Regions from separate parts of the Homo sapiens genome. Here region 2 is linked to region 1. Evidence: chromatin loops called from intact Hi-C (ENCODE). Cell type or tissue: tibial artery. All regions are shown on one strand.

Region 1 (2,500 bases):
TTTTTGTATGTTTTAGCTTGAAGAACTCTCTTAGCATTTCTTGTAAGGTAGGTCTTGTGATAATGAACTCCCTCAGCTTTTATTTATCTGAGAAAGTCTTATCTCTTCTTCATTTCTGAAGGGAGCTTTGCTGGGTGCTATTTTCTTAATTGTCAGTTTTGTTTTGTTTTGTTTTGTTCATTCAGCACCTTGAATATATCATCCTACTGTCTTCTGGCCTGTAAGATTTCTGCTGAGAAATTTGCTGTTAGGTGTGTTGGAACTCCCTTACATATTATTTGTTTCTTTCTCTTGCTACTATCAGAATGCTTTCTTTGTCTTTGATTTTGAAAGTTTGACTACGTTATGTCATGGGGTAGTCTTAATTGAATTGAATCTGAGTGGAGACTCTTGACCTTCCTGTTCTTGGATATTTATATCCTTCTACAGGGTTGGAAAGTTTTTTTTTTTTTTACCATTATTTCTATAAATACACTACTCCCTTTATCTTTCTTTACTCCCTCTTGACACCAATAACTCAAACATTTGCCTTTGTAATTGTGTCCTGTAAGTCCAGTAAGCTTTCTTCACTACTTTTCATTATTTTTTTCTCCTTTCTCCTCTAGCAATATGTTTTCCAATAACCTGTCTTGAGGTCACAGATTCTTTCTGTCTGCTGTTGACGCTCTCTATTTTATTTTTCATTTTGCTCATTGTGTTTTCAGCTCTAGAATTTCTGCTTGTTTTTTTATTATTATTTCAATCTCTTAAATTTCTCTAAATTTCTGATGCATTACTCTATGTTTTATTTAAGTTTGCTGAGTTTTCTTTAAAGAGCTATTTTAATTTCTTTAGAATGCAGTTAATTCATCCCTTTTACTTTATGGTCAGTCACCGGCAGCTTATTTTGTCTGTTTGGTGATATAATAATATTTCCCTGGTTGTTCTTGATCCTTTTAGTTGTGCATCAATATCTATTCATTTAAAGATTATATATTTATTGAAGATTTTGCAGTCTGGCTTTGACTGAGAATGTCCTCAACAGTAAACCTGTCCAGACATTCTGAGCAGGTTGTGATCCCTAAACCCATGACCACTGCAGCTGTTGTAGCACTAGAGGGCACACTAAGTCCAGGATTGCTGCAGCTGGCACCATCCTGACTGAAGCCTTTTGGCTTTAATGGTTGGCACAGTGGCTGGCTAAAATTAACCTGGGGAAGACTCAATGAGAGCTCCTGGGCTGTATTGGGAATCCATCCAGAGATTTAAGCCTGGAAGACCCACTGACCATGTTTTCTGCAGTGTAATGCAGAAAACTGCTGGTGGGTAGTTTTCTTCATTGGCTAACATGCAGAGCAACCACCAAGATCTACATGCTTGTTGCTGTGAGCCCCATCCCTGTTCTTGGTTTCTAACTGACCCCAGATGGTTTAGCTTATTGATATAACCAAGGTTTCCTATGAAATGAATCAGGTGTGAGCCTCCTGTGAAGGATCACAGAAGCTGAATGTTCACTTCCAACTCACTTTTCCCACTATAAAAACTCAAAGTCTGGGGAAATTCTCTCTGTGTGGTGCTATGCTGTCCTGGAGAAGCGGTGACACAGTCAAAGACAGCCATCCCTCTTACCATTTGATCAAGGCTTTTCTTGGTTTTGTGGTCCGAGAGGATATCTCAGCTTCACTTCCAAGTTCTGGTATACTCACAGTAGTATTCTTGTCTGTGGATAGCTACTAGTTGAATTTCTGCGGAGAGGAGTAAAACCAAAGAACTCCTAGTTTGTCATCTTATAGTGTCACCACTTTAATTTTTTAAATTATCATATTGTGACCCAGAAGTTTGGGTAAATGAAAAATAAATGTAAAAGCTCTGCTTGATGTGAAGGCAAAAGTTCAAGAGAATTCTGTTGGATTTTAATCACAGGATTTTAACTGGTAAGCCATTTGTCTGTGATTGTACTGCAACATGCGTTCTATGTTATAGTAAGATACTATTTAAAATTAGTTGACTTTAAATGATGGGAATATTTTCTGGATATAAAAACTGAACAATGAAAGGAATATTGTATGGTACCTATATTGATTTATCCTTTGGGTGGGTCTTCATTACTTATTTCTGCTATTTTATTCTATCCTAATTCATTTTACAAGCATATTTATGTGTAATTTGGAAGTTCTGTCTTTCTGCTATCCATCTGCTAGCCAGTTGTCTAACATAAAATTAGCATGTTCCAAAATGTTAATGACAATAAAGTGATCTAATATGACTTTGCTTCCATAGCTACTAAAAGAACATTTATCCACCCATCTCTATGTGCACATTATAAAATTTAAAAGCTATCTATGAGATCTCTACAAATCTAGTGTTTTGCCACAAGATTTATAATAGTAATGAGTGTAGGATTTTTACATTATCACTGAAAATAGTGTCCAATTTTTATTAAAATTTCCAGTTACTTTAAAGCTTTTGGGTAGTGAGACGTTTCCAGTAAATATTTCCATAAAGCTTTTGGTAACACAGA
Region 2 (2,500 bases), 430 kb after region 1:
GTCTATCTAACTTATTCTTTCATAGAATAATGTAATGTAGTGAGGGACAGTATATAAGCACCTGGAACAATCAGCTAAAGATATAAGCAGCCTACTAGGCAAGAGACAGCTTGGGCAGGTCATCCTATACAGCACATTATCTTTTTCTTTTCTCTCTCTCTCTCTTTTATTTTTTTTTGACTTTTACAGGTTCTGTGTTGCCCAGGCTGGTCTTAAACTCCTGGCCTCAAGCAATCCTCCCACCTCAGCCTCGCAAAGTGTTGGGATTACAGCCATGAGCCACTGCACCCAGCCCCTAGCCCACATTTTAGGAGCAAGAAGATGTTGAGAAAATTTCAAAGATAGGGAAATCTCTCTCTCTCTCTCTCTCTTTCTCTCTCTCTCTCACACACACATACACACACATACACACACAAACACACTCCAAGTATAGAGTGCATTTGGCATTTGCAACCACCCCTTTGCAAATGTGTGTTAAGTAAGTTTAAAGTGGGGATGTAGGGAAGTAAATTCTTAAAAGTATGCAAATTGCAAAGGGCATAAAATCTTGAGATTAAAAATACCCAAAATGTTAAAATTAAGGTGAAATATGTTTTTAGGACTCAAGAGAAACATAACTTTAAAAACCTGCACTGAATTTACATTTATGTGCAATTCACAAGCAAACTCAGAGATGTTTTTAAAATGGAGCTTAAGGCAAGAAAAAGACATAGATTGAATTGTGTGTTCTTAAGTACAAAGTGCAAGTTTTCTCTGTAAAAATCCACTGAAACGTCTTTGCCTACCTCATTAAAATGAAACTAACCACAAAACACAAAATGAAGTATAATGGCTAAATCCTATATGCCAAAGTTTCTGTTTTGAAATTTGTGCTATCTGAGTACCTGAGAGCTGACAGAATTAAATAAGAAATTAATGAAGAGCTCAGGCTGAGTCTCCTTATTTATGCTGAACAATGTCTGGTACCTTTTCTGACAAAATTAACTACTTAATAGTATTTGATGACAAATACAAAGAAAATGGGCAATTCTATCTCTAAAGTAATAAATTCAGCAATAAACTTTTTTAAAAAAGCTTAAAGCCTTAAGAAATGAAATTTTATGTTCAAATAATAATGGAAATTGCCTATCGTAATTTTTATGCCTGGAAGTAAGAACAGCTCCACATTTCGTTTTCAATTTTAAATCAGACACCTACCTATTTTTATAACCTCCAGGAATACAAGGTTTTGAAAGAATGATAATATGTTAAGTAACAGCACTCTTACTCTGAGAGCAGCTAAAGGAGCAAGATGTAGATTTCCATGAGGATAGATAGCTTGTCAAGCAAATCCAAATGGTGTGTGAAATATTGCCAGTGATGAATGACATTTAGTGACAAGATCAAAGTTCAGTGCAAGTCATCGATGTCTCTGATAGAGGCCATTTAGTTCACTCAACCCAGGTGTTCGTTAAGTAGATAGGACTTGCAGTTTTCAAAGTCTTTGTTTATAGTACATTCAGATAATTATTTGTGCACATTAGTTAGCATTGATTTTACGTATTTTACTTTCATGTAGTAAATCTGATGGAAGAAAAATCTAAAACAGTGATAGTATACTTAGTATATTCTCATGTGTGAATAATAACTAAGCATTTATTGAATTTTTGCTATGGGATATCATTTTTCCACAAGCTTTGTTCACATAATTTAATTTAATTCTCGCAACAAGCCTAGGAGCTAGTTTTATTAACATTATTTTTATTTTCCTGAGGGCACACTGAAGTACTGAAGATTCAAACAAAATGTTCAAGGTTGTGCAACTAACAAGCCCAGAGGTGGGATTTGAGCATAATCCAGGAGAGCCAGAGCTTGTAACACCTTTGTCACATTGTTCCTTACTTGGAAACAATTTTGTGTAAGCCTAGTGTCCAGTCACTTACTATAAATTGTAAATCATATCAGTGAAACAGAAAAAGGGCAGTGTGTCTGTTTTTTATTCTAGATTTCAAAGAGAGTTGAAGTATAAACTTGGAAAAAAAAAAGTAAGGAAATTTCTTTGGCTTTTATATCGAAAAATTACTGTAAGGAAAAGCTAAATTACTTACATATCTAAGTATATTGTATAACTCTTGTTTCACATCCAACACTTCTACTTGCTAGCCATGGAAAAAGACGGGGCTGGATTTTAATACTGGATCTCAGCAGTAATTATATTGATTTAGTTAATTATACTTCAGTTTTTCATTTATAAAATGGGGATAATAAAACCTACCATGAGGTATTGTTACAGATCTATGCTATAAATGAAAAACACGAAGTATGCTGTGCAGCACATACTACATACCCAACAAATAGTAGTTCTTAATTATGGTGCTGCTGACTTGGTACTCATGGCACTAACAATTTTTTTGAGAACAGTAATATATAATTCTATAATTAGTTCAATCAAAACAGAAATACGCAGTAGAAGAATGAACAGAGTAGACAAAATTAGAAAGTGATAATATTTCAGCCCCTT

The links. A loop is a pair of places that touch in the nucleus more often than their neighbours do. Peaks named below come from ENCODE experiments on the same cell type or tissue, not always from the same donor. Only the 100,000 strongest peaks of a DNase experiment are listed, where the experiment ranks them.
Region 2: a loop joins it to region 1, with 7 times the contacts of the local background. A loop is called at or near these places in 30 of 110 quality-filtered maps.

The regions. Positions count from the first base shown.
Region 1 is chr4:166,593,127-166,595,626 of GRCh38, reverse strand. No RefSeq gene overlaps it. Among named protein-coding and RNA genes, the nearest start is that of SPOCK3, 640 kb to the left of the region's middle. In tibial artery, a CTCF peak has its summit at 1,099 (motif pointing right); no DNase peak of the experiment used is centred here.
Region 2 is chr4:166,161,373-166,163,872 of GRCh38, reverse strand. No RefSeq gene overlaps it. Among named protein-coding and RNA genes, the nearest start is that of TLL1, 290 kb to the right of the region's middle. In tibial artery, no CTCF peak of the experiment used is centred here; no DNase peak of the experiment used is centred here.